Linked DNA regions of Homo sapiens: all the other regions are linked to region 1. Evidence: chromatin loops called from intact Hi-C (ENCODE). Cell type or tissue: dorsolateral prefrontal cortex. All regions are shown on one strand. Each heading gives the region's core, and the rest is flanking DNA. Links, peaks and the distances in the headings are about the cores only.

The links. Hi-C counts contacts between places; a loop is a spot of excess contacts. Peaks named below come from ENCODE experiments on the same cell type or tissue, not always from the same donor. Only the 100,000 strongest peaks of a DNase experiment are listed, where the experiment ranks them.
Region 2: it touches region 1 in a loop (2.7-fold over the local background); 51 of 110 quality-filtered maps call a loop at or near these places.
Region 3: it touches region 1 in a loop (4-fold over the local background); 19 of 110 quality-filtered maps call a loop at or near these places.

The regions. Positions count from the first base shown.
Region 1 is chr2:72,148,405-72,155,882 of GRCh38, reverse strand. No RefSeq gene overlaps it. Among named protein-coding and RNA genes, the nearest start is that of CYP26B1, 4.3 kb to the right of the region's middle. RefSeq lists a silencer at 4,531-4,706. In dorsolateral prefrontal cortex, for the core only: CTCF peaks have their summits at 5,164 and 5,363 (motif pointing right); DNase peaks (open chromatin) are centred at 5,352, 5,942 and 6,822; H3K4me3 peaks cover 2,274 bases; H3K27me3 peaks cover 1,015 bases.
Region 2 is chr2:71,605,881-71,612,064 of GRCh38, reverse strand. It overlaps DYSF (dysferlin), which reads right to left. Exons shown (of 56, transcript NM_001130987.2): 37 at 719-820; 38 at 439-600. Among named protein-coding and RNA genes, the nearest start is that of DYSF, 140 kb to the right of the region's middle. In dorsolateral prefrontal cortex, for the core only: CTCF peaks have their summits at 1,744 and 1,946 (motif pointing left); no DNase peak of the experiment used is centred there; H3K27ac peaks cover 1,780 bases.
Region 3 is chr2:71,592,033-71,598,216 of GRCh38, reverse strand. All of the region lies in intron 32 of DYSF (dysferlin), which reads right to left. Among named protein-coding and RNA genes, the nearest start is that of DYSF, 130 kb to the right of the region's middle. RefSeq lists enhancers at 1-196, 3,641-4,140. In dorsolateral prefrontal cortex, for the core only: no CTCF peak of the experiment used is centred there; DNase peaks (open chromatin) are centred at 1,976 and 2,483; H3K4me3 peaks cover 607 bases; H3K27ac peaks cover 4,000 bases.

The DNA of each region.
Region 1 (7,478 bases), core at 3,297-7,296:
AGCCTCTCTGCTCTGCCTCTCCATCTCCTGAGAGGCGGTGGGCAGGAGTCTCAGCCTCAGGCGAGAGGAAGTGATTTGGTAGCATTTTGGACTTGGGAATGGAGAGCTCTGCCAACTAGATTCTCAGGTTGACTCTGCTCTCTGAGGTCTCTGGGCGAGGCTCCTGGTTAGTTGGCTGGTCTGCCTGTGGTGGGCTTATGAACAAAAGCCAGCTGGGAACAGCAGGCAGGGTGGACTTGCTTCAGGTATCGTCTCCAAGCTCTAGATAAGGGGATATTTTTCCTCTTAGCCTTCTGCACCTGAGGCTGGTCACTTAGGTTGTTGGCTTCCCTTCTGCTCCCAAAGAATGCGAACCTCTGAGATAAACAGTCCAGGGCCCCTGTGTGCTCTGCTTCCAGGCCAAACCTGCCCCCAGAGTCCATTCTTCTCCATCTAGCAACCCTCGGAGTTCAAGTGCAGGACAGAACTTTGAATGGCAGGGAGAAGCCCACCCCATTCCTGTCCCAACTGTACCCCTAAGGAGAAGCTGGCTGGACAGACTGAAGTGAGCAGTATGGAGGGCACTGGATCTTGGTAAGTGACCTCTCAGAGGAGGCTTCCCTGGCATGGGAGGCTGGAAAGAGAACCTGGGGGCCCTGCGGGAGGAGGCTGTGCCCCAGCTTGTCTGATTCAGCCTGTGCCAAAATGAACAGTGTTCCTTTTAAAAATCAACAATCTTGCAATTTCTGGGATCTGTGAGATGTTTGTAGCTTGGGTGGAGGGTGGGGGGAAGCAGTTTTTAACACCAAGCAACATGAAGACAAATTCACTGAAAGCCACCCAACCACACCCCCCTCTTTTCATATCCGTGTTTTACCTTCGACAAAAGCTCTGGGTTCTCTGTCATGCCTCTTTTTTCTTCCTGGATCCCAATTGTCAAGCCTTCAAGAAAATGCACTTCAGTCCTTTGTCACTGAGTGTAATTTGATAAACTGAGCAGAAACACACTGCTCTCCCCATCCTTTCAAAAACTGTTACTGCCAGAGAAAGAGGATGAGGGAATGAGATCTGAGGTCTTTGAATGGACGTTTAAGCACGAGCACATGCCCACTCACACACACACACACACTCACACACACACACACACACACAGTCTCGTACACATACCAGGACATACAGTTGCCTTGGTGGGAGGAGGTTGAATCCCAGATTCTTGTGTGTGGGGCCCTGGCCCTGGGGTCCTGGGACGAATGCCCTCCCAGCTCCTAGAGACTCCCCTAGTTGCAGGCCCTCGTTGCAACCGCCCAGTAGGCGGTGCCAGGGCAGGTTTCAGGCTATAAAGGGCTCTTGGCTCCCCGGGCCTGAGGGAACGCCATCACTGCAGCAGTGTCGCTGCCAGCCACAGCCAGCTTGGGGCACTGCCGGTGTCCCATTGCCACCGAGCAGGCTACTCTTTTCCAGGCCGTGCTGATTTGGACACAGCTGTCAGCTGCGTTCTTCGCACCTACCCGTCCTCTCCATTGGCAAGTCCTTTTTTGGATTGCTTTCACTGGGGTTGGGTGTGGGGTGGGAGGAAAAGGACTGAGTTTGGGGCTTTGACAGGGGATGATGGGGGTATTTCCACTTCTTTTTGAAAATTCCTTTTGAGGCAAGTCTCTGAAGCTGAGATTTCTGAGATGAGGTATGACGTGAGGCTTGTTTCATATTCAGGCAAAGGGGAAAGAAGCAAAGTTCTTTCCCAAAGGCCACCGCCTTCGTAGAAGGCTGCAGAGGAGTGGGTGAGGGGCTCCCTCCTCACTGTTCCTCTCTGAGGGGCTGGGAGTGAGGGGCCAGGCTGTGCCTGCATCTGGCTCTGCCAGGTAGAGATGCCTGGATAGTGGTTGTTATCTAAAACAAAACGAAATCAAAATCCGAAGATACCTGGGGGTGGGGTGGGAGCAAGTGGCACTAAGGAACAAAGAAGGAGAAGAAGCCAGCCTTTAGGAAATAAACACACAGAGCCCAGAACCCAGCTCTGTTTCAGCAACACTGAAACAGCAGGATGGCCTCTCCAAGGCGCGGGTGGGCTGGGTGGGTTTCTGGCAGGCGGTGGTTTTCGGGGGTCAGTGAATTCTCTACACAGCCTCAGAGCCCCTGAAGCTGCAAGGGGTGGGGGGAGGAGAAGAGTTTAGCCCCTAAAGGCAGAATTCCTGGTACCGCGGTGATTTCCAAGCTGAGCTGGGTTGAGTGCCACCATACACCCCTATCCCCACCCAGCCTGGACAGCAGGGATCCCAGCCCCTGTCAGAACAGCCAGGGCACAGGCAGGGAGCGCCCTCTAAGCTGCCCTTGAGGACTGGGCACTGGATGGGGGCTGCCGATCTTGTGGCGCCGGCTCTGGAGGGAGGGCACGAAGTGGGGGAAGGGTAGGCACCTGGGCCTCGGGATGAATATCTGGGGCCACAAGCTGGGTTCCAGGGGAAAGCGGCATCCCTGACCCACCGGAGTCACAGTTTCTGCTCTGGCTCTGGAGAAGGGTCTGGGCAGGACCTGCCGCCCCAGGTCCCTCTCCTCCATAGCTCCTCAGAAATGTCGTTTCCCCATGGGACTTGGTATCTTGCAGGCAAAGGGCCCCGCCACTGTCAGGCAGTGTACCAAGAAGACTTAGAACAGAAGGGAGCCAGCCCGAGGCCCTGGGAAGAATGAGAAGGAGCCGAGAGCTGAGTTTTCCAAGGACTCCTTCATGCCAGCAAGGCAGGACAGGACTAAGAGCAAAGAGCTCCCTGAGGCGAAATCCTGGGCTTTGTCCCTCAGGCTAGACAGCCCAAGGTGCAGGCCAGAGGCTGGGAGGGCTTTCGCAAACTCTTCTGGTCCCTGAACACACGGCTCTGCCTCCTGCTCACTGCCTCCTGGTCTCTTTGCTCTCTGGACTCCCTGGCCAGTAGGGCCAAGTGGTCGTCTTGATCCTGGACATTTTCCCCCTTTCTGTTTGGCTCCGGGTGGAAGGATTAGAAATAATTTTAGGGGAAAAAAAGCAAATTAGCATCAATTGAAAAAATTCAAGGCCAAAACTATACAAAATTGAGTGTAAAATTGACAGCTCCTTCTGTTGTCGGCTTTAGTTGTCAGAAGCATGGACATTAAACAAAGAGAAAGCTGCCGAATGGACAGGATCTCATGGCTCCTGGAGATGTGTGCTTGTGTGGTGGGAGGGGAAACAGGACAATACAGTGTGTGTGTGTGTGTGTGTGTGTGTGTGTGTGTGTGTGTGTGTGTGTATGTGTGGCGGGAGTGGGCATTGAGGGACTCTGGCCCTCTGTTTTCTCATCAATGCAAAATGTAACAAGTAAATCTAATATCTAAAAATAGTATTATCTCACTATTTTATCTCACTGAAATATAATAGCTGTGGAAGAGAATTACTGGCTACACAGGACTGCACGCATGTAAGGGACTTGTAAGGGGTAATGCCTTCATTCTCCTGGGTGTAGCAAGTCCAGGGCAGACAGTACCGCTGTGTAGCTTTGTGTCTTTGTGAGCAGCAGGACTTTAGGCAGACCTGCCCCTGTATGCAGTGTTTTCTGAGCTAGGGAAGTGGGTGCAGAGGCTGTGCTTGCCCATTGCCTGCATATTCCGAGTGCCTGAGGCCTACCTTCTGTATTTCCCAGGCCCTTTCTGCCAAAGACTGCAAATGTCACCAGGCAGAGCTCCACTTGAACCAGCATCTCCTTACTCATGTCCCAGGCTGCTCTGACTGATTTCAAAGTGCCAGAAAGGCTACAGGGTCGTGTGACGCAGGCCCTGAACTGCAGCACTGCAGGCAATAGCTGAAGCCTGGGGGTATGCTCTGGGCCTATGGGAAAGAGTTGTCTCTGTGTGTGTGTGTGTGTGTGTGTGTGTGTGTGTGTGTGTGTGTGTGGTGGGGCGTGGCAGTCTGGGAGTTCCTACAACCAGCCCGGAGGGAGAGGGATGACCACTAGGCAACAGGCTTATCATCCCAAGGCTAGAATGAGGCAAATATTCCCTCCTAGAACACACTTGTGCTCCCAAGTGCCTCAGGGGTTGAGCTGTGCCGCAGCTTTGGGGCAGTCTACAAGGGGCCAGTCATACTTTTGTAGCCAAAGTGATACTTGGTAGTACTGGGATTCAGTCTGGACTTTGAGACAGGGTCAATCTTTGACCAGGATTAAGGATCATTCTGGGATTAGACTCAGAGGTCTGTTTTAGGTCAGGGTTACAGGCTAGACTGAGGTTTGGAGCAGGGCTCTGTCTGGGATCAGAGTCAGAAGTCTATCTGAGGTTAATGAAAGAAAGTCCTCTGATGGAATCTGACTGGCAAAGACAGTTGCCGAGCTTTCTCTGTCCTAGCCACCCTCTTCACAAGCCTGTCCATGGCCTCAGCACCCCCACTCTCCACAGCACCTCCAGGAAGTCTTAGAGTGGAGTACCATGCTCTCCTTTTCATCTTTCCGAAGTACTTTTTGAGATTTGAGCAGAGAGGCGGTTCTAATTAGGAAATCCAGCAACTATTGCTGTGGGGCTGTGACATCCCTGCAGACTTTCCCCAGGATCCCACTTGGCACAGGGTGTAAGGACTCAGAATTTCTCCTCCACAACCCTCCCAACTCCTCCTCTATACCTGAACAGGAAAAGAGGCTGAGCAGTGGAGGACAAAAGGGCACAAAGCCACCCCCACCCAGGAGTGAGGGGATGGGAGGAAGGCAATTGGCGTGTTGGGGGACTTCTGGGGCTGTGATCCCCACACGGCAGACACCTCCTGTGGTCTCTTGGGTTGGTGGCTGGAAGGTGGGTGTTTTGTGACTGTGACAATGATCCTTTGTGTGTGTGTGTGTGCTCAGTATCAGCCTGTACATCTATCTGCATCTCTATAAAGCTGTGTGCATGTCTGTCCTTTAGGAGATGGAGATTTCCACAGGTGAGTTTTCCTGGGTTACCTTGCCCATTTCACCACCTTGTGGCCAGTGCTGTGTCTGGGGGTCAGGCTAGATTCTTAGAGCTCTTCAAGCCAGCAAGACCTTAACAATCTCCCCCAACCCCATTTTATGTTAGCCTCATCCTCAGATAGGGTGTGGGGTGGCTCTGGCACTTTGACGTGCCCTGTTCAGATGTGACTGTTTTGTGAAACCACCCTGCTTCGAGGGTGCTTCCTAGCCCCCTGTTTCAGGACCACAGTGATCCTGACAGGGCCTTCGTAAGTGTCCGGCCCCAAGCATCCTGGGGTGGACGTCTGAGGTCACTGACACAGGAGCGGGGTGCTTTGGGAGCCTACAACCCGGCCCTTTGGAGCTGATCTCCCACTATGAAGGGCGAGTGCGGAAAGGGAGCAGAGGGAATTGTTTCCCCGAATCTGTAGTACTATAACTGCCCACCAGGTGGGGTTCCAGGGCAGAGAGTGAAGCCGAGGTGACCCAGCGCTAGGAGCTAGACCAGCGTTTAGATCTCCTGCCACACCAGCCTCGGAAGCGCTCACACAGGGAGGGACAACACATCTGTGCGCACCTTAGACGCTCACACACATTCTCGTCTCGTGAACTCTAAAGCAGAACTCGTACTGGGTGCAGGCAAGGTGTTAAAAGCGGAGTCTAGTATCGTTGACACACACACTACTCTAAACTAAAGATGGGATATCGACTCTGGCTCCGGGAGTGTGAGAGTGAACGCCAGAGCCAAGGGGGGCTGAGGGAAGCAGGATGCACGGGAGAGAGAGGGGCAGACATTAGCTAGACCAATGTCGGGGTTGCTGTACGCAGCTCCATGTTAACACAGGCTCGCAGGAGGAGAGGCCAGATGACAGATGCACGGATGCGCAGACACACTCATGGCTCTACAAAGAATACACAAACCCACAGACATACCACGTCGCTCCTCAGACGTCGGGCCGACGCAAGGCCACGCGCGCGAACACACAGGTGCGGCCCCGGGCCACACGCACACCGTACACAGGCACGCGCGCCGGGCCCTCTGCTGCCAGCGCTGAGAAGGTGGCCGTGCTCACCCAGCATGTTTATTTACTCATTTGTATCAATGAACGTTTGTGCCCGTCTTCTCCCGCCTCTGGGTACCGGGGCCGCCGCGTTTGTCCCCGCGCAGGACACTTGCCGGACCAGTATCGGGGTTCCCCGACGCTGCGGGCGGTGGAGGGGGACTACAAAAGCAGGGGAGGGGGGTCCCAATGTGCAGGAAAGGAGGGGCTGCAGAGTCAGCAGCCTGGGACGCTGACGGGGACAGGAGAACCTCCAGGTTCCGTAGGGTAAGAGACATATGGCGGGGGCGGACCTTAGCATCGGAGGTGTGAGGATATAGGGATCGGGAATGGGGGATCTGGCTTAGGGGGATTGGGACTGGTAACTCAGGGGTCCCTGGAGATAAGAGCCAGCGGGATCCCGGGGGTTGGAAGCTCGGGACCCTAAGGCACAGTTTCGAGGGCTTTGGGCGCCTGCCAGTCGAGGGGGCAGTCCGGCCAGGACCTCCGCTGCCGGGGCTTCGGCCCAGGAGGGACTGCTCGGAGCTGGAGGAGGGGACCGCTGACCTGGGAAGGAGGAAAAGAGGAAGGGAAGGAGCCTAGAAGCCAAGCAGGCACTAAGCGAGTGCGCACCGTGTGTGCGGAGGTGTGTGTGTTGTGTGTGTGCGCGTGTGTGTTGTGTGTGTGTGCGCGTAGGTGCGCGCGCGTGTGTCTCATCTCGTCCGTCTGTAGGCGCTGGGCTCAGCGAGACGCCGGCGAGAAAGAAGAGGAGGCGAGAGGTGAACTGAGTTTGATCCTGCGGCGGCTACAAGTGGGTCCCGGGCGGGCTGCGGGCGGCGGGCGGCGGGCGGCCGGGGCGGGGCGGGAGGCCGGGCTGCGCTCTCCAGCTCCGGCCGCGGGCCCGGCCTCTCACCACGCCTCCGGCTTTGTGAGCGCGCGGGTTGGGGCGGGGGGGTGCTGGCGGGGCGCCCACGGCGCAGCCTCCCGCCTCTATATAAACACACGCATCGCCTCGCTTTGGACTCAAATTCACATTGAGAGAAGCTTTTAAAACCACCAGCCCTGAAATCCTGCCTCCTGCTTTTCCCCCTCTTTCATTCCTTTTGCCTTCCTTTCTTTTTTCCCCATTTCTTCCCCCAGCAGCAACTCCAGAGCCGAGAGACCGCGTCCCGGGACGGACTGCCTTTTCTTAATTGATACAATAGCCCAGCTCGGGTTTTCCACCTCCTCCCCCAACCCCACCCCGCCTCACCCCTCCCGCCCGCTGCCGCCGCCGCCGCCGCCGCCGCCGCCGCCGCCGCCCCATCGCCCGCCCGGGGCTCTGTCGCCGGCTGCGTCCCGTCCCGGCCGCGGCCCGCCGGCTCCGCACCCGCGCTCGGGCCGCAGCGCCCGCCTCGCCGCCTCGCCCGCCGCTCCTGCCTCGGGGGTGCTGCGGCGGCTCTGGGGCTCGAGCGCGCCGCCCCGGGCAGCCCAGGGACTTTTAGGCTCCGGCCTCTCCACTCGCCTCAGCCAGGGAGCTTTCTCCCTCGCCCCCAAA
Region 2 (6,184 bases), core at 232-4,231, 540 kb after region 1:
CCCAGGGAGGTGGAGAGGCCTGGAGGGCCTGAGGGCTGTGGGGGTGAGCTCCTTTGAGGGGGCCCAGGCTGGGGGAGGACATGGTCAGAAAAGGTTTGGAGGAATCCTGGAAAGCCAAGCCCTAGCAGGTCCCCAAGGGCGCTCCAGGGGACTGAAACCTGTCCCAGAGGGACAACAGCCAGGGGATGTCTCCTTGGGACTTTCGCTGATCTAGGATTTGGGTATAGGAGGAGCAGGTTGGCCCCGTTTGTCCTACTCAGAGGCCTGAACCCTTCCAGTGAGGAGGGTATGAGCATTTCTCCCCATGTTCACAGGAAAGTGAGGGGTCCTACCCTGGATCCCGCAGGGAATTGGAGCACAAGCCCCAGGCTGCTCGGGGACATGTAGAACTTCTAGCCCCAGGACTCTGGAAGGGGACAGTAGGGAGGTGGGGCTCACCACTTCCATGAAGAGGGTGCAGATGTCAAAGTTGGGGTTCTTCCGGAGGTTCCTGATGACACAGGACTGCACCGTCTGGCCCCCACACTCTACCACGAGGCTGGGGGAGGAGATGTTGGCCAGCTGGTAACTCTTCATGTTCCGCAGGCCCCATGCCAGGATCTAAGCACACAGAATGAGGAGAGTGGCTCAGAAGGCCCCGGGCCCCAGGAAAGGCTGGGGCCAGGAAGGGGAAGGGCAGGCTGCTCCCAGCCCCCACGCCCAGGCCCGGACGGCTCACCTCGATGGCGGTACGCTGGAGCGCTGGCTTGATGTTCTGAGGAACCATGTAGATGTTGGCCTCCCTCTGGGGTGGTGGGTAGGGCAGGTCTGTGTCCTCAGACTGCAGTGGACAGCAGGTAGAATGGAGACAAAGGTGGAAGGAAGACCAAGGCAAAAAGACAAGAGAGAAGGACAGATAGGACAGAAAGAAATGCCAAGTGCAGGGAGAAACAGAGAAGGAAAGACAGAAGTGGACAAACAGGGAGGCAGAAACGAAAAAGCTAAGTCAGTTTCGGCCAGGCATCATCTTCTCCAGGATCACAATTCCAGCACCTTCATCCAGGGTTCAGGTCACCTTGTTCCAACTGAATCCCGTCACCCCTCCTCCCATAATGCAGGCTCTGATGCCCCCTGAGCTGCTCCGGGTCTGCCCCTCCCTGATACGCACACAGCATATGCGTGCACACACTGCCTATTCCATCCTGGCAGATCCACTTCAGCCCCTCTCAGTCCCAGAGAGGACCATGTGCCTGCCCGCCAGCCTGGTTCTCCTGCCTCCTGGCTCAGACCCTTCCGGGTTATCATCTGTCCTGGTATTTCTTCCCCACCCCTAGACACCTTCCAGCCCCAAACCCCCACCTCTCACGCCTGTCCCCTGTGAGGACAGAATACTTGCATTGTGAGCCAGAAAGAGAACAACTGAGCAATGGGAGAAGGGGCTCCCCAGAGCACCAAAGCACACTGCTGGGGAGGGTCTCTCTCCACTACAGAGACGAGCAAGTGTGTGTCAATTCTGGCCTACTAAGAGTTTGCCAGAAAGAGTTGGGCAGGAATCCTCAATGATCACAAAGAACTACATGAGGAAGCAAGGTGGGGCAAGGGAGGCAGGTACTGCCTTAGATAGTTAACCACCAATAACAGCAGTTAGGAACACAGGTGTGAGTCCTAACTCCACTATGTATGACGTTAAATAAATTATTTCACCTCCTATAGCTGAATGTTTTCATCTATAAAATGGTTAGCAAAAGTTGTCAACCTCTAAAGGTTAGGGTGAGGGTTGAGGAAGTTAATACCTGTATAACCTTTAGAGCTTCATGTAAACCTTCAACAGGACTATTAGCCCATGTGGTGTCTTTGTGACAATTAGAGAAAAATGTGCTTAAGACTCTTTACTTCCATGTCAGAAAGTTGTCATATTTTCTGAGTTTATTAGAACAAGACACTTTACTGCCACCTATTGGGAAATTGTTATAATAAATACAAGTATATGGTGTCTGTGCTAGAAATGCAGCCCCTTAGACACAGTGTCCTTGTGCAGTGCCCAACCTGCACATCCATACATGGAGGGCCTGACACTCCGGAAATGTTAACTATAATTAAAAGGACTGTGATAGACACTTTACAGAGCTTGCCTCATGTAATCTCATTTATTAAACAATGAAATCATTGGATTCATTCTCCAAGTGACTTCTGTTGGGTTCCTTCTGCGAGGATGGTACATCCATACAGACGCTCTGCCATAGATGGTGGGAGCAGTCAAAGCAGAGAAAGATATCAGCTTCCCCCCACCTCCATGAATCACTTCACAGCCAACCCAAGCCACACTCCTGTGCAGCGACACCCTGATGACACCATGTTTCCCCCAACCTACAGCAGTTGGAAGCTTAGTCCTAGAATCAGACCTCAACTCTAGTTCCAGCTCTGCCACCTCCTCGCCATTAGGCCTTGGACAGATTACTCAACTTCAGTGACTCAGTATTCTCAGATGAAGATCTGAGATAAGCTGCTCCGAGAATTAAATGAGAGAACACATCTGAAGAGCGCCTGGCACACAGGAGGCGCTTAGTAAATGGCTGTGACTGTAACTATTACTAGAATTGTTGTTAGTACCATTGTTTTTGCCATTGGTGTTGGTGTTGATCTCCCCAGGGTGACTTCAAGAGAGCTGAGCCATTAGAAGCATCTTTCAGAGCAACACTGGCTTTATTACTATCTCTAAGTCACCAGGGCATAAAGCAAAAAAACTTATCATTTTCCTCCAGACCCACAATGCAGGTGACATGATGCAGGAAGCACCTGCATTCCTGACCGTCTGATAAGCAGGGGTGATGGACAGGGCTGCTGCAGTGCACAGCTCCAGGGGCTGCTATGCATGTCACAGTCCACATGAAAGGTGCCCTTGGAGGATGGAGGCAGGGCCTACACAGCTTCTGCAGTGACCTGGCTGCTATGGGGACCCCCAGTTTGATGTCCTCCCTGGGCACTCCAAGGCCACCAGCTGCAGGTGGCAGCACAGCAGGGTGTCCTCTTTAAAGACAGGGTTGCACTTGAATGCCTGCTTGTGGTCTGTTCATGGCCCCTTATGGCTATGCCCAACCCAATATGGACCCAGAGCCAAAAACCCAAGACAAAGAGGGGCCAAAAAAAAAAACCATCAGGGAGGGAACAGCCCCAGGATCCCCTGAGTGGAGTGGCAGAAAGACCAATCTTTCTCATACACTTGTTCTCTTAAAATCACTAAGGAAAACTCATGAATACATTCCTCCCAGAATATTTCCTCTCTAGGCCCCCAAACGCTGGGCAGTATCCACTTTATCCCTCATTTCCTCGGTCTGTCCCTCGGGGCTCCCTCGAGCTCCGTGGTGATGACATTCCTCTCTAAAGGCTGGGGACCAGGCTCCGCATCTTCAGGAGCCTGCTTGCTGAGGACAGGGGAACAAGAACCTGGAGAAGGTTAAGCTCCAATACCGTTTGGAGAAGGCCCTGGAGGAAGAAGGCAGGAGCACACAGCTGCGGAGCGTCGGGCCCAGCGGAGGCAGAAGGAAGAGACAGGCAGAGACAGTGGTTAGAGGTGTGTCCAGGCAGCTTCCTCAGCATGAGGCCACAGCATGCATCCCAAGGCCATCTCTGTCCACCGTGCTGTCCCCAGGGGTCCCAGGACATGCTTCTTCCCTGCCATTTCCTGCCACCTCCCAGGGTTGCCTGCCTCTGTGGCTCCCCCTCTGACCATGCGTCCAAATGCTCCTCCCCAATTTTTCACACTATCTCCTGGATCTGCTCCTTCCCAATTTAAAGACATCCCCATCTCCCAAATCCACCCGCGCCCTCCTCTCTGCAGGCTCCCTCCTCTCCTCTCTCTAATCCTGTCTCCATCCACTACCTCTCCTCCCTCATGTCCACACCACCTGCTTCCCAGTGCACCCTGCTTCTGCCCTCAGCACCCCTCCCCGGAAATTTGTCTCCAGAGTCCCCTACCCGAAGGACACTCGTGGGCTCTTCTCTCTCTCACCCCCTCAGCAGCATCTGGCCAGCTAACCTCATCTCCTTCCCAAACAGTCTCTCTGGATCCACACTGCTGGCCCTCACCCTGTTTGCTGAGCCTCCTCTGCAGCCTTCCCATCTTCCTCCACCAAGCCCTGATCTGCTCCTTAGCCCTCTCCTAGACTTTCTGCTCCCAAACATCTCTGCTAAGCCCCAATATCTTACTGCTTAGTTCATTAATGTGTCCTACTGGCCTCTCACACTGAACTTGTCCAAAACTGGATTCTTCATCTTCCCCCTCAGAACCTGCTCTCTTCAAGTCTGACCCCACCATCTAGACAACCAAGCCAAAAGCTCCCACGCCACCCTTGGCTCCTCCTGCCCCTCATCGCCCTGCCTGACTGATCACCAAACACTGGTAATCCTGTCTCCTGAACATCTCTCACGCCCGCCCACCCATCTCCTTTGCTCAGTGCAAGCCACTACCCTCTCTTGCCTGGATTCACCAGCATCCCCCTTTCACTTGGTTTTGACACCCTCTCCCAACAGCCCACGCGTTCTACAATCTGCAGCCAAGGCAGGCTTTCTAATAATGTCACTCTTTGTTTCAAGTCCTCCAATGTCTTCCCATCTGCTCAGGATGAAGTGCAGACTCTTCAAAGTAGCCTCCACAAGACCTCTAATCTTCCAGCTCCTGCTGCCTTCTCTGGGCATGTCTCTCATGAGATAAATTTCCCCTTGATGACCCCAAGTAGTGATGAACCACCTCCTGGGACACACGCAACCCCTGCCCTTCTGAATGCTAGCAGGTTGCAGGAGGCACCATGCTCTTTTAGCTTTGAGGCTTGGAGCTCAGTGGTCCCTCTGTCTGAAATGCACTTCTACCCCTACTCCTCCTGTACTTCCTATTCAGACAGCAGGTGTCCATTTAAATCTTTCCTGGTGCCCCAAGCTTAAGTACCCCCGTAGCTCCCATAGCAACTTACACTTATTCCCATAGAAAGACACATCAATCCATCACCCATGCTATCTCCACGTGTTCATTTGATTGTGTCCTTGGTTAAACCAGCAATTCTGTACACAGGGACCATAGCTGAATTCCCCCGTCCAACAAATAAATGATTATGAATGGATAACTGAAGGGGAAGAGGGAGGGTGAAGACAGAAGAGTGGGTGGATGGGAGGATAAAGGAATGAATCCAACACGCACTGTCCTCCTTCCTAGCACCCGTGCCTGCTCTAGCCTGACCCTGGGTCCTCCCCAGGCCTGCTCATTACTCCCTCTGGTTCAATGGGCTTTCTTTACTGCCAACTGAATCTAACCCATTTTTAGGGCCTAATTCAAGGTCTCTAGAAAATCTCCCCAAGACGCTCCAGAAACGTCTTATAACCTGACTCTGACTCTCTTAACCCCGTCTACATGACCCTTTCCCCACATACCCCATTCCTATGGTCCTAAGGGATCTCTGATCATCTCCCAGGCAGGAGTCCTGAGGTCTCTGCCAGCTCTTGAGCCTGGTTTTCAACTTTTTTTCTGGTCCAGCCCACTTGAGGGGCACAGCACCCCCTCTCCAGGACAGTAATTCTCAGTGAGGGTGCTGCGACCCTCACTGCAACTGGGAAGCCTCTCAGCACTGCTGGGCAGATGGGGTGTAGACTGAAAGTGCCACCAGAACATCCTGATTCACTGTCCTAGGGTTGATGGAGGACTCTGATAAGCCTAATCAGAGGAAGCCACATTTGACCAGCTCCCGTCTTGCTCCCTTCAAATGCAGGGCAGACCAGGGGCGGCTGCAGAGATGGGTTCTACAGGTGTGCAGAGTGTTGATCAAGCCAGCCCAGACCAAGAAGACCCCAAGAACAAGTGAAGCTCTCTCCCCTACCAGAGCTGAAGCCATCCTCAAGCCCACTTCAGTCTATCAGTCCCGCTGGCCAGTTTACCACGAAGAACCAAGGCCCTGAGCCATGAAAGGGGCACCCCCAGCCCAGTCTAGGGGCCACCATGTTAGACAGGAGTCGCTCCCAGGGCAAGGGAAGTGTTGGCAAGCCTCCTGCATCAGCCGGGTCATCAGTAGCCTATGGACCCTCACCTCACCCAGCAGAGGACAGAAGACGCTGCAGTCACATCCTGGTTCCTCGGGGAGCTCCAGGCAGGGGGCAGCCAGGCAGGCTGGGAGGGCTCCATTGTCTGCCTGCCCCACCCAGCTCGTTAGGAACAATATGT
Region 3 (6,184 bases), core at 232-4,231, 550 kb after region 1:
CAGCAAGCATGTATTGAGTGCCTTCTTTATGCCAGGCTAGGTGCTAGGTGCTAGGGGCTGAGAATACAATTTGAACTAAATATAAAATATCCACACAAGCTAACGTAAAATTACAATTTGGGTCAGAGCCTTGAAGAATAGACATAAAATGCAGTGAAATGTGTTAGGGAGGGATCTGGCTTCCTTGAGGAAGGGGAAGCAGAGCAGAGCTGCTGGTGTCTGTGAGCTCTGGGATGCCACCAGACTGACGTGGCTAGGTCTGCGTTTCAGCAAGCTCACTCTGGCTGCCACATGGAGAACAGACTGGAGGGAGCATGAGGTCTAGGGAGACCAGTTCTGAGGTCACTGCAGTGGTCCAGGGAGGAATAATGGTGGCTTAGATGGGTGTGGGGTGCTAAAGGGAAGTGCACAGACTCAGCAGCTATTTAGCAGTAGGGGTGTGCGAGAAACCCAAAGGCCCCTGCAGCTCCCTGCTACCCCCAAACTCCTTTCCAGCCTGCCAGCCTTGGCCACGCCACCCTGGGACCCAGCCACAACTCATTCCCTCTACCTTGTCCCAAAGGCAAGTTGGTGTCACTAGAGCAGACTCTAGGGCAGTGGTTCTGAAAATGTGAGCATGCTGCAGGATCATCTGGAAGGTTCATTCAGGCTGCTGGGTGCTGCCCCCAGAGACTCGGATTCAGCAGGGCCGGGGTGGGCTGGAGAATGTGCATTTCTAACAAGTTCCTAAAAGTGATGCTCATGCTGCCTTCTGGGACCACATTTTGGAAACCAATGCAGGAGAGGGTCTGAGTGCATATAACTTGGGAGAGGAACACAGGGCTTGGAGAAGGGGACTCCCTTCAGCTTCTCCTAATGGGATGTCACCTTGAGGGCTGAACCCAGTGCCTAACCATGCACTCAATACCCTTGGCACCCTACTCCATCCTGCAATGGCCTGTGCCCTCTGAGCCCCACAGTCCAGCCCTAGCACTGCCATTCACTCCCCTTGTGACCTCAAGAGGGCCTCAGTGGCCTCAGAGGTAATGGCCTCTGTGTCGCTGGCCTCAGAAGGATGCAGGTTCAAACACAACCCAGGGGCTGGGATGGGGAGACAGGGCTTCCGCACAAAGGGGAGAAGAGCAAGACAGGCTCCCTGGCCACAAGAAGACCAAATGGGACACCATGGCCACTGCACAGGTGGCAGAGAAAGGGGCTGGCAAGGAGTGACCAGGAAAGAGGTGGGAAGGTTGGGGTGGGCAATGGCAGGAAACCCATCAAGGGATGGAGAGAGCAGGATCCAAGGTTGTACCTGTTGCCCAAAGAGCTGATTTTAAGAGCAGGAGGTATCTAAGTTAAGGGGCGGACTCAGCCATGGCCACCCACTGGCTGAGCAATGCTGGGTCTGGTTAATAGAAGGCAGCCACCAGCCTGGGATCAGCCTGACAGCCATCAGGCACAAATCATGGAGGACTTCCTGCAGGAAAATGGTTTTGAGCCTGATTCTGTGGAACAGAAGAGGGCAATGGGAGGCCCTTGGCAGGGGAAGGAGCCAGAGAGAACTGCCCACCCCTACCTGGTGGGAGCCTCTCTGGCATGGGGCTCTCCTTTCCATGCACTGGACCTGGCAGGGCCGGCCCTGAGCCCTTTCCGTCCTGCCCCTGGCAGGGCCCAGAGGCATCTGTGCATTTAATGAAACCGTCTGGCTGTGATACCATCAGCTCCAAGCTCGGCAGAGAACCTCTCCAGGTTCCAGTAAGGAAAGGAGGGCGCATTCCGATAAATAAAACCATATTAGAGAGCCAGCGAAAAAGCCCCTTTTGTTCCCGCCCCGCCCCGTGCTTCCCTACGCTTTATTTTTATAAGCATGCGGGCCCCAGACCGACCGCGTTTACACAAAGATCACAATTGCACATTGTAGCGGCTGTGCACGCTGTATTGGTGTTGGCAGCACCCCCCACGCTGGCCCCCGAGCAGGCTGACTCCTTCCAGCAGCCCCATCAGCCCAGGCAATGAGCTCAGCGCTGGGGGGAGAACGGGGAGGGGGTGGCTTTCAAACAAAAATCACCCAGACCTACACACGTGCCCCACCCGCCCATGGGAGGAAAAAACACACAACAAAGGCATTGTAAAGAGCAGGCCTGGAGGCCTGGGGCCTCAGACACTGGGCTACTGTGTGCAGGGGCCTGGCCTCTCCCTGCACGGGACCCCACTCCTCAAAAAAAAAAAAAAAAAGGAAAAAGGGGAGTAGGGGTGTTGCTAGAGCAAGGTGGTCAGATGAAGGACAGCCAGACACACTCACAGACAAATCCCTCTTCCAGGAAAGCTAAGAGGAGGGAGAGGCAGATTCCCAAAAAGCGGTGGAGGGGAAGGTGAGGGGCTGGGTTTTGCGTGTGCATCACAGCATAGGGCTCTCCCCAGGGCCACACCCACAAGCCATATGCAGCGCACATCGTGCCCTAGCTGAGGCAAGCACTTTGGATTGCAGCTCTGAGGACCACGGCTGCCCCAGGGAGGATCCAGCCATGAGCACACAAGGATTCTACCTCACTGCATCACCACAAGGGAGTCAGGGACCTATCACCAGGCCTCAGGCAGACGATTCCTTAGCTGGATCCAGAGCCCTGCACCAGGCTGTTCGGGCTGAGCCCTGCTGCTCCAACCTTCCTGGAGCTCCGGGGAGGACCTTCTGCGTTCACAATACACTAAGCTTTCCTCCTCGGCCTTCCCACCAACCACTCAGACCACCAGGGTCGGGGACAGAGTGGGAAGTATCACCCCAGTTTTCCTAAAAGGGAGCTTTCCCCAGGAAGACCAAGTCGCTCGGCCATGATCGTATGTACTAGACCCCCTGACTCCTAGTCCAGTGCTCCTTCCACCATGCCACCTCATAGGAAAGGGCCCTTCAGAGAGGGTGGGATCGCCTGCCAATAATCAAGGCAACGCAAATTAAAACTAGACTCCAGCAATATTTTTCCTATAAAATTAAGAAAAATTGTTCAAAATTATAAAAAGCCAGTATGGGCAAAGAGTTGATGAAATAGGTACTCTCCTTTATTGCTGGAAGCAATTCAGCAACCCTTCAGAAAAGCAATTGGGCACTATGCCCTGAAAAACATAAAACCATTTATACCCTTTTCCCATATTCCTGGGAGTCATCCAGATTCACCAAAAAGCTAGATGTATGTACAAAGACGTTCACTCTTGCGTTATTTGTATGCATCATTCACTATACAATTATTGATTGGCTATCCTGTGGGAGGTTAGCACAGTGCTAGGAATAGGAAGATGAATGAGACATAATCCAGGCTCTTAAGAGTGTGACTACTGGTTGGAAATTGTAACCTAAACAGGTATAATACAAGGTGATGTGCTACTTAATAGTGGAGTATACAGGGGCAGGGGTGAGGAGCACCTGATGTCGCCTGCTGGCACCAAGTCAGGCTTCCCAAAGCAGGCCTCAAGGATGAGGAGGTAGGCCGTGCAGACCAAGGAAAAGGGGGCATTCCAGGCGCAAGCATGGCAAGGGTAAACACACCAAAGACTTTAGGCACTTGGGGATCAGCAAGCCATTGGTCTGGCTGAGGGGATGAAGGGAGCACCAGGGCAGTGGGGACAGTGGAGGCAGGAGGGGAGGAGGGGCAGATCACAAATGGTCCTGGATTCCTGCTGAGCAATTTGGACGGAATCCTGTAGATCAGTGTTTCCCAAAATGTGTTCTTTGAGTGGTGGGTTTTCTGGGGAGCTAATGAGTGCTTAAACAGATTAAACAGGCTCCCTCCCTGCAGCCGCCTCAGAGCCTCTCATATGCCACTGTGCATTGTAAATCCCGAAGCGTGCAGTGTTTCCCAGTCTCTCTTACTCAGGAACCCTTTTTAAGTGGAGCATTTCACAAGCCTCCAATGCACTTTGGAAAACACCTCCTTAAGCTCGTCTGGTGGATTGCCCCAGCCAGAGCCAACCTTAACAAAAAGCTGTGCTTAAAAAGGGGTTGGGAAGGAAGACTGGAGTTCAGACTTGGGAAACCCAAAAGCAAGAAATCCCCAGCACCACCCAGGACTGAGTCTGAATCTGAGGGAAACTAAGGCACCGGTCATCAAGACGTGGCCCCAGCTGTGGGCAGCTCCGGCTCATCAAACCTCACTGCAGCCTGGTCTGGCAGGACCATCCCATAGGATCACCTACCTGGCCCACCACTGTGACCTTACCTGGAGCTGTAAGGCCAGCAAAGAGGGCACAGGACCTTCTACTTTCTTGAGAGGTACTCACCCCTGTAAATTAATAAATGACGTGGCATCTGGTCTATCAGCCATCTCTCATTGGCTCAGTTAGCCAAGTTGGACCGCCTGAGCCCAGTGACCTGGGAGGGCCTCAAAGAGGGATTTCTGGGCCCCTCCTAAGCTGAGGGTCATCCCTTGGAATGGAACGTGGTGACCTCATGATAGAGCTGCCTGAGGGTCCTCCATCTGGGCGGGCAGCTCTACAAGCAGAGCTTATGATCCCTCCAACCACAACAGCAGTTCTTAGCTGGCAGAGGGGGCCAAATTGACACCTTCTTCCCTGGTTCCCTGTGAGAAACACCAATCTACAATGAAGAGTAACTCAGCTCAGGCTACCGTTCAGGGAAGCAATGCTACCCACTCCACACCAAAGGGGTGGGCAGGACGGAGCTAGGTGTGGTGTTGGTGACGTGTTCTAAGTCCTCTCAAGTCATAGCCTTTCATTTCAAAGCAAACCCAGTACATACAACAGATGTTCACAAAGCAGTGGGAACCCCACCCCAACAACAAAAAGAAGTCATTGAACTGGCCGGGCACAGTGGCTCACGCCTGTAATCCCAGCACTCCGGGAGGCCAAGGCGGGTGAATCGCCTGAGGTCAGGAGTTCAAGACCAGCCTGGCCAACAAGGGGAAATCTCATCTCTACTAATACAAAAAATTAGCTGGGCATGGTGGTGGGTGCCTGTAATCCTAGCTACTTGGGAGGCTGAGGCTGGAGAATCACTTGAACCTGGGAGGCGGAGGTTGCAGTGAGCCAAGATAGCGCCATTGCACTCCAGCCTAGGCAACAAGAGCGAAACTCTGTCTCAAAAAAAAAAAAAAAAAAAAAAAAGAAGTCACTGAATTAAGTATCACTTTATGTTTTTTATGACTAATTGCTGCACAGGGCACACACATTAATAAACACACAAGCACATACCACAGATGCCCTTCCACTGGTCCAGAGAATTGATATCCCAGCCATACACTCAAACCCCACCTAAGGTGCAACCCTCAGGCCGTCTGGATGGCAATATCTCTAGGACAGCCTCCCTCTCCCAAGTTCAATATTATTCAACAAGTGTTTTCTGGGCAACCCCTGCCTATCTCCTCAAATATTCGACCAGGGAGAAGGAGCAGCCATGGCCCCAATGTCCGGGCAGCCCCGAGACCCACCATATAGAGAGAAGCAAAGAGCACAGCAGAGGGCTGTAGGAGCCCCCGGGGAAAGGCCCAGAGAGCCACAGGTCAGAGGCACTGGGAGAGTGGTTCAAGGAGGGCCCTCTCTGCCCCAGACACCCGGCAGGCAGCTGGAAGCTGCACCAGTGACAGACACTGTGCCAGGCCCTCCCCTGGCCCCAGACATTCCGGATTCACACATGAGTTTCCTCAGAGAAATGCCAGCCGGTGGCCATGCACAGCCTCCGGCCGCCAGCCGCCCCAGGGTCAGTTCCAGGGGAGAAATTGCTTTGGTTTAGGGTTTGGGAGTGAAAATAAACACTCTGGGTTTTATAGGTTCACCCATGTTGGCTGCTGTTTTCCTTTCCAGCAGCTGCTCAATCGGGCCTTTCATTCAGAAGCCAGTGGCCTCTGAGGAAGCCCTGGGCAGTGCCCTCAAAGCTCAAGGGATGTTTATTTGGGGGAGGGGGTGGGGCCAGGATGGAAAGTGTGACGTCTCCGCAGACCAGTGCCACTGCCCTACCAATGCCGTCTCCAGAGGGGAGCATAGGCTCCCAGTGCTGGGCCCTTGGAGGAGTTCCCTCCCCTCTCTGCAGGGTGCTCGGCCCGCAGGGCCCACAGAGGACAAGGGGGCTTCTGCCTGGGCCCCCCCTGGCCATCCCCCTCTCACAAACCCGCTCCCGGCACCCTCACCTCTCACGCCCTTCCGGGAAGGGAGAGGAAGCAAGGCTATAAACTCGTCCATGTCCTTTTTCTCAGAGTAAGTT